2 separate regions of the Homo sapiens genome follow, and region 2 is linked to region 1. A link is a loop called in an ENCODE intact Hi-C map of the cell type or tissue named here. Cell type or tissue: A673. All regions are shown on one strand. Each heading gives the region's core, and the rest is flanking DNA. Links, peaks and the distances in the headings are about the cores only.

What was found. A loop is a pair of places that touch in the nucleus more often than their neighbours do. Peaks named below come from ENCODE experiments on the same cell type or tissue, not always from the same donor. Only the 100,000 strongest peaks of a DNase experiment are listed, where the experiment ranks them.
Region 2: it touches region 1 in a loop (5-fold over the local background); 13 of 110 quality-filtered maps call a loop at or near these places.

What each region holds. Positions count from the first base shown.
Region 1 is chr11:44,481,839-44,486,225 of GRCh38, forward strand. No RefSeq gene overlaps it. Among named protein-coding and RNA genes, the nearest start is that of CD82, 82 kb to the right of the region's middle. In A673, for the core only: a CTCF peak has its summit at 2,576 (motif pointing left); a DNase peak (open chromatin) is centred at 2,573.
Region 2 is chr11:44,284,370-44,288,756 of GRCh38, forward strand. All of the region lies in intron 1 of ALX4 (ALX homeobox 4), which reads right to left. Among named protein-coding and RNA genes, the nearest start is that of ALX4, 24 kb to the right of the region's middle. RefSeq lists enhancers at 1,237-2,210, 2,211-3,183. In A673, for the core only: a CTCF peak has its summit at 2,120 (motif pointing right); DNase peaks (open chromatin) are centred at 2,122 and 3,336; H3K27ac peaks cover 2,880 bases.

The sequences.
Region 1 (4,387 bases), core at 143-4,142:
CAGGCATGATTACAGCCTCATACCTGTAATCCCAGTAGTTTGGGAGGCCAAGACAGGAGCCTCACTTGAGGCCAAGAGTTCAAGATCACCCTGGGGAACACTATGAGGCCCTGTCACTATTTAAAATAATAATAAAGTAAAATAAAATGGTGTGCATCCTTTGCCCCCAGCAATTCCATTTCTAAAACTTTATCTGAAGGAATTAATGACACCAGTGCACACAAAGAATGAACAAGGATGTTCATCCGGTATATTATCCTGCAAGTTGAGAACCATGTTCATTCCAACCTTAAGGACTGGAAACCAAAACTGTGGAACAATCATGCCATGGAAGTGAGTGGCCATTAAACACAATGTGTCAGCCTGGCTACAGTGGCTGACGCCTGTAATCCCAGAACTTTAGGAGGCTGAGGTGGGCAGATCACTTGAGGTCAGGAGTTTGAGACCAGACTGGCCAACACAGTGAAACCCCATCTCTACTAAACATACAAAAATTAGCCAGGTGAAGTTCTGTCCATTCCAGGATGTGGTGTCACATGCCTGTAATCCCAGCTACTCAGGAGGCTCAGGCAGGAGAATCCCTTGAACCCAGGAGGCAGAGGTTGCAGTGAGCTGAGATTGTGCCACTGCATTCCTTCCGGGGTGAGAGGGCAGGACTCTGTCTCAAAAAATAAAATAAAATAAAATAAAATAAAATAAAATAAAATAAAAGATAAAATAAAATAAAATAAAATAACACAGCGTGTCATAGCAAGAGAGGTCCACCATGCAGATGGAGCAGGAAGCAGTCCCAAAACAGGATGTAGGGTTTTGTGAGTGGAGTACAATTCTATTTTTATTAAAATAATATCTATATTAGTGCTCCTCAAACTAGCGAGGCGGAGGGATGACTTTACAACCTTCAATCTATTGCAAGTTGATAGTTTGGTACAGTTTGCAGACCACAGTTTGAATTGCCCTGTTTTATGCCATATAAAAGTTTGAGAGAAAATGCAATACAATGTCAAGAGTGATTTTCTGTAAATGGTAAGTTAGGGATAATTCTTTTTATTTTTTCTTATCTATATTTCAACTTTTGTACAATGAAGACTCATATCTTTTTAATTTTTGATTACTTTTGTTGGTACATAGTAGGTGTATATATTTATGGGATACATGAGATGTTTTGATACAGGGATGCAATGTGAAATAAGTACATCATGGAGAATGGGGTATCCATTCCCTCAAGCATTTATCCTTTGTGTTACAAACAATCCAATTACACTCTTTTATAAGTTACTTTTTCTTTCCTATTTCTTTTTTTTTTTTTTTTTTTGAGATGGAGTCCTGCTCTGTCACCCAGGTTGGAGTGCAGTAGCATGATCTCGGCTCACTGCAACCTCCACCTCCCAGGTTCAAGCCATTCTCCTGCCTCAGCCTCCCGAATAGCTGGGATTACAGACACACACCACCATGCCTGGCTAATTTTTTTTTTTTTTTGGTATTTTTAGTAAAGACAGAGTTTCACTATGTTGGCTAAGCTGGTCTTGAACTGACCTCAAGTGATCTGCCCGCCTTGGCCTCCCAAAATGCTTGGATTACAGGCATGAGCCACTGCGTCCGGCGTTTTTAGTTACTTTAGATGTACAATTAAATTATTATTATCTATAGTCACCCTGTTGTGCTATCAAATACTAGGTCTTATTCATTCTTTTTAACTATTTTTTAACTTATTAACCACCCCCACCTCCCACTACAACCTCACTACCCTTCCCCGCACCTAGTAACCATTTGGAGACACATTTTTTTAAAGTAAGAAATGTGAGCAAGAGTACCCTCCCTTGGGAAAGAGAGCTGCACATGTCCGAGGTACGGTTGTGAGCATTTATTTGAGGTTGTACAGGCTGCTCTGTTGTAGGGTGAGAAGCCAGGAGCAGGTGGCCAAGGTGCCTTCCAATTCCCAGATGAGACCCTTGTAGGACTAGACATTCATCAGTGGCTTTCTGCAGGCAGAGGCAGGCCTAGAGGCTTTGGTGCTCCTCTACTTCTGGAGCACCATCCCTCAGCCCCATCTCTGCCATCCCCACCCCTTCATCCTCATCCCTGGGTGCTGAACTGTCTGGCCATCCTTCCCTTGGCGGAGCAGGCCTCGCCTCTGGAAACCCAGGGCCACAAAGTGGTATGTCACCTGCAAAGTGCACCCCCACCAAGCCAGTGTCAAACCGCCAGACATCACGTCAGCACATCCTAACCAGAGTCTGAGCCCAGGAGGAGGTGTCCTGAGCCCAGCCCTCTGCCAAGGCCCCAGGGCAATGTCTGCCGGCTTTTCAGCTCAGTCTGGGGAGTTTTCCCAGGGACCTCCACCCTGCCAGGCTCCGCCAGCCTGAGGAGGAGGGAGGGAATGGAGGAGCAGCCCAGTTGTGGTTAGTATGTGGGGAGGGGAGGGAAAAATTCTCCCCACTGCCATTCCTGTGGGGAGGAAGCAGCACTGTCCCCCAGGAAGGGAGTCTGGCTTTGTCGTTGTTTCCTGAGGGGAAGAAAGAGCAGGGATGAGTTTCCAGATGCCAGCCATGGGGAAGAATGTGCACCCCCTGCTGGATGACAAGGTCTCGGTGTCTTCTGGTACCCAAGCCTGAGAGAAACCTGGTGGCCAGGGGACCTTGGCAGACAAAGCTGTCTGCTCAGAGCCACCACTCATTGCAGCCCCAAGAGGGAGGGCAGGGTGACTTTACGTAACTGTGGGTCTCTTCATTGCCTCCCCAAGTTCAGGCAGATCATGGCGGTCAGGGCACAGATCTGAGGATTTAGCTTGTTCTAGAGTTTTGCACCAGCCCAATGAGACAGTGTTAGTTTATATCTATTTTGCCAGGATATAAGTGAGGACACAGAGCAATGGAGTGACTAGATTGCTGAAGGCCACAGGACTGGGAGTGGCAGATCCTGGACTCAAACCCAGGCTAGGCTGACTCTAAAACACCATGCTTCTCTGCCAGGACGTTTTCTTCTAAGATGGTTAAGCAGGTAAGGACTGCTTCTAGGGTGCACCTGCAGCCCTTTCCAGAGAGCCTGGCCCCATCCAGAGCCCCTAATGCCTGGCATGTGAACAGTGCCCCATCCCTGCAGGAAGGCACATGAAGCCAGTTGTTGTAATGTGCCCACTGCAATAACATAGGACGCTTCCACCCCAGAAAAATTAACATATTAAGAGGGGACTCTGGGAAATCAAAAGTTTTCAAGGCCCAGAGGAGTGTGCATCTAATGGGATTTCAAACATGGTGGCATCTTTCTCCGTGAGGTTCTTCTTGGGCCTCTTCAAATTGTCCTCTGCCCTGCATCTAGCCAGCCCTAACATCGCCAGCCTACCTTGGGTTAGGTTTTCACCTGAATTCTGATGTCCATTAGCTCTGTGAAATTGGAAAGTCACCTACCCACTCTGAGCCTCAAGAATCAAAGGGGGTAGACTAGAAAGTAACTTGGGCCCAACTCTATCAGATACACCTGCAAGCACATGTCACCATTGCAGGTTCCTGGGCCCCACTCCAGCCCTAATGGCTGAGCCTCTCTGGAGGCTGGTTGCCTGGAAATCTGCTTTATGAATAGATTCCCCAGGTGATTCTGACAGGCACTAGAGTTGGGGAATCACTGACATAGAGATGTCTAAGCTCAGTTTCAGGCTCTGCATATGATAGTAAGGTTGGTGGACATTGCCTGTCTCTCTGTCTGCCTTCCTTCCCGTCACTCCACTCAAGCTCCAAAGGCCAAAGAGAAGCAGTGAAGGAGGGCCTGGCATATGGGGAGCTAGGGCTGCCCCAGCAGCTGCAGTAGACCATCAGCTAGTGAAGGGCTGGAGCCTCAGTCGGCTGAACTCCATTCTGAGACCTCAGGCTGGATCTTTGACTCTAGGGCTGGTTGGGCCTGGCCCCAAATCCAGAAATCCATGTAGGCTAGAGCCTGTGTAGGGCTACTGCTTTGGCTCATATTGGTGTCCTGGTCTGTTCCAGATCCCTGCCCTGGGCCACACCTCGGACTCCAAAGGGCTTGCTGTAGGCCCGGGTCTCCCTCCCACCCCTGGCCTTCCTAAACCAACCAGGTCTTTCTTCAGAGGTGCTTCAAAGTGACCAGCAGAGACAAGGGCCAGCTATGGGACTGGGAACCAGGTAATGGTGAGAAGCTAATGGTGGGCTTGCCCACCTGTCCCAAATATGGGGAAAACAAGCCAAATCCTAGAACACTGGCTGGGTTTCTGGAGTCACCTGGAAATAGGCCAGATCCTAGGTAAGACACCAGCAACAAGAGTCAAGTGAAAAGAGCATCTTAGAAAACAGGATTTATAGTGAAATCCAATCTTTGCAAATGTGTGTATGTCAATGAGTATGTGTGTGTGGATCTACATCTATATCCATATGGA
Region 2 (4,387 bases), core at 116-4,115, 200 kb before region 1:
AAGCACCACTTGGAGAGACTCAGTTAAACTGGAATTTTAGATAAACAGTTAACACTTTAAACAATATAAGTATATCCCAAATATGGCACAAGAAATACTTTTATCCTACAAATTATTCATTATTCAAATGCAGATTTGACTGAGTAACCTGGTTTTGTTGTTTGCTTGCTTGCTTTTTGCTAAATCTGCCAACCCTGTACATCAGGCTTATGTGGCATTCAGGGTCCCGAAGGCAGGACTGGTCCCCACCAGACTCACGGACTTACACGCCAGCCTTCCATCTAGCTTGAGGTTCAGAGACCTGCTTCCGCTCTGCAGCGCACTGCACGAGTATCTTCAGGCTTCCGCACTCCTGCGGGCACCCTTCCTTCTACCTAGCATGTCTCTCTGCCTCTCCTGTCTGTGGCTAACTACTACTTTCACCTGGATAGCTTTCTCTGTAACTTTTGTGACTTTTCTTTCGCATTACAAATGTAATCTATGTTCTATATGGAAGATTAAAAAAAAATCAAGACAGACCAAAAGAAAATCACTCACACACATACACATACACACACACACACAAACACACACAGAGAAAACATTACTTTGTAAACTTTTGTGTTTTTTTTTGAGATGGAGTCTCGCTGTTGTCGCCCAGGCTGGAGTGCAGTGGTGCACTCTTGGCTCAGTGCAACCTCCGCCTCCCCGGTTCAAGCTATTCTCCTGCCGCAGCCTCCTGAGTAGCTGGGATTACAGGCACCCAGCACCACGCCCGGCTAATTTTTGTACTCTTAGTAGAGACAGGGTTTCGCCATGTTGGCCAGGCTGGTCTCGAACTCCTGACCTCAGATGATCTGCCTTCCTGGGCCTCCCAAAGTGCTGGGATTACAGGCGTGAGCCACCGTGCCCAGCCTATAAACATTTTAGTAAAATCTAACCATATTCCGTACCCCTTTCCATGCTGTTCTATATTCTTCTACCACACCATCCTTAATGGTTACGTAGCGAGAACAATCACTATTTTATTTAATCCATCCTTTTCTGTTGGGCTCACAGGTTTCTACTTGTTTGAAATCATAGCAGGTCTGTGATTTAAATCTCTCAATACATGCATGGCGATTCCCTTAGGAGAAGCTCCAAGAACTAGAAATATGAAGTTCAATTATCCACATATCTGAGGGTCTCTGAGAAACACGGCCAAGTTGTCTTCCAGAAACATGTAATGTCCTCAGCTACCACGGTGTCCCCTCCCACTTCAGAGCCAATAATGGTCATTATAGTGTTTTTAAAATCTTTGCCAGCACGATGGATGAAAGTGAGATCTTGTCTTTCCTTTTTTTTTTTTTATTTTTTAACTATGGAACATTTTATTTTTTGTTTTCTTCTGCTGTGAATTCCCTCTCCTGGGCTTTCAAAGCTCAGCCAAGGGCCACCCTTCTTCCTCCAGGACCTCCCTTGCCTCTTAAACACTGAATCCCCTGCTTTACAGCACCGGCTCATGGGCCTGCTCCCTCCCTAGACTGTGAGCTGGTCAGAGTGGGCCTCCCAGATGTACTGCTGGGGCCTGGGCCTCGTGTGAGTAAGGGCTCAGGACACACCCCTGGAATTAATGCAAATGCCTGTGTGTGCCTGGGTTGAGGGAGACTCCTCTGGGCTCCTTCTGCCTCTGGTTTGGCTGGGGCAGCTCTGCAGGCACAGCTGAGGGTGGCCAGTGTGTCTGCAGGAAAAGGCCCCAGGCCCTGGAGCTGGGCTCCAGACACAGGAGGTCCTTGGTCCCCTGCACACACTGCTTGTGTCAGGAGGCTGCTGCATGGAGTCGGAAGAAGGGACCTTTCAGGATGAGGGGGGTCGAGGAAACCAGCCACAGCGCAGGGCAGGAAGGACCAAAGATGACCCCGGCAGCTCCCTGGCCCTGGACAAACCTCTTGCCTTCTGTTTGCTCAGCTCAACAACATTGCATGAATTCCTGCCAGGGAGGGGTATGAGAAGAGGAGATGGAGGGGCACAGCCCTGTGGGAAGCCAAGACTGAAGAGGAGTCCCCGGCCCTGGCTGCTTACCCAGAAGGCTAAGCATTCAGGTTCCAGGGCCCAACTCCCAGCAGGCCAAGATCAAGACTGCAGTTGTGCATGCTGGCCACCAGGAGGCACTGCAGTTCCAATAAAGTCACTGGACGGAAGGTGATGATCCTGGGGCCCCAGTGCCTAATGAGGTTTCTAGACGTTTGTTTGAAGACCCAGGTCCTAGCTGGGAGGATTTGCCACTCAAGCAGTAATTCAGCCCTACTACGCGTCTGCCACCATTCCAGCACTACAAGGGACAAAGAGATGGATGGGGCGGGTCGCTGGCCTTCCTTGCAGGGGTCTTTCCTCCCCTAGTTCTGGGTATTTTCACATTCCTGCCTCATTCCAGTCTCCTCAGAATTCCCACACTGTGGCCCCAGCATCCTCATTGGACAGACGGTCAAAGTGAGGCGCCGAGAGAAGGGACCCACCAGTGTCACTAGTGACTGAGTGACAGACAGGCTGAGACCTGGGCTCTTTTTCATTCCTTAAGTGGCCTCCCTTTGGAGACCCATGGGGATTCCTTGGCCCTCCAGAGAGGGTGGCGCACAGTGGGTGCTCAGGAAACTGACTAACTTGCAAAAGCCTTTGCCTTGCAAAAGCTCCCTAGGACACCCCTGTCGTTTGGCCCAGCGGCTTTCCATGTGGCTGGCAGACTTGTTACCAGCTTCCCCGTGGGTTCTTCCCGAGGCAGGCATCCGCCGAGGCAGGGTCTGCCACCCCGTCCTCCACTGCTCCGCCCTCACACAGAAGCTCTCTCAGTTCTTCCTGCAATGGCAGGGGTGAGTGGGGAGGACTGTTTTTCTCTTAGTCTAGAGATGGAGTGGGCTTCCCAGAGTCCAGGAACGAAAAGGGATTAATGCTGGGCTCTCGCAAAAACAAAAAACAAACAAACAAACTAAACAAAACCAGGAACTGGGCTTTGTACTTTACAAAGTACTAGGGCATCTATTATGCCACCAGTAGGGTTCCAGCCTCTTTACAACCGCCAGGTTTCCATTTTATAGCCCCAGAAACTGAGGCCAGAGGGGGTAAATGCCTTGCTAAGAATCAATAACTGTTAAGAAGGTCCAGGGGTGGTGGTTCATGCCTGTAATCCCAACATTTTGGGAGGCCGAGGTGGGAGAGTCACTTGACCCCAGAGTTCCATCTAGCCTGGGTGACAGAGGCAGAGACCTGTCTCAAAAAAAAAAGAAAAGAAAAGAAAAGAAAACAAAAAACTGGTAAGAGGCAGAGCTGAGACTTGAATCTCATGCCTGGAGCATGCCTACTGGGCCCTCCTGGGGTGGATGCTGTGGGTGGGACTGGGACAGGCAGACAGGAGACAGGGTCAAGGAGGAAGGGAGGAAGTCACAGGAGAATGGCTGCTCTCAGCTGCCTCAAGAGATTGGCCCCCTTGCAACAACCTTCAAGGCTGCCCCTGATCAAACTGCTCTGCTGAAGATCAACTTCATTGACCATCTGGGACCTCAGATGTGGACCAGTGCCTTGTTTCAGGGCCTACACACACTGAAGTACTTAGAGGCAAAGAGGCATATGAGTCATATGTCTGCAACTTACTCTTTTTTTGTTTGTTTGTTTTTAGACAAAGTCTTGCTCTGTTGCCCAGGCTAGAGTGCAGTGGCACAATCTTGACTAACTGCAACCTCTGCCTCCCGGGTTCAAGTGATTCCCTATGTTGGCCAGGCTGGTCTCGAACTCCTGACCTCAGGTGATCCACCTTCCTCGACCTCCCAAAGTGCTGGGATTACAGGCATGAGCCACTGCGCCCAGCCTGCAACTTACTGTTAAATGATACAGCTGTATATCGTATGCATGTATATCAATACATACATAAACAGAGCATATGCACAGAGAGAGACACAGAGAGAGACCCAGAGAGATTGAAAATAATGCAAATATGGCAAAACATCACCATTTGGGGAGTCAGCATAAAAGGCATCTGGGAATTCTTTGTAGTCCACTTATAACTTTAAGTGTAATACTGTATCAAAATAAAAAGGTTTTTAAAAGAAAAGGTATGTGGACTAATGGAAAGAAGGCACCTTCCCTAGGAACCCCTCTTGTGAAGCTGGCATATGTAATCATTTGAACAGGACCTGGATGAGTTTACCTGGCAACCTCCCCGCCTTCCCCTCATCACCACCACCATTCATAATTCTACAAGGGGCCTTGTACGTTGCAATAAAAATCACAAGACAAATGCCAACTCTGGGAGCACACATTGCTCCCCAGCCCTCTGGAAGCCCTCACTCCCGTGGAAGCCACTGTGACCCAATTAGAACATGGGGCTCCTTTAAGCAGCTCTTCTGAGAGCTGTAGGAGACCAAGGTCAAGCTACTGT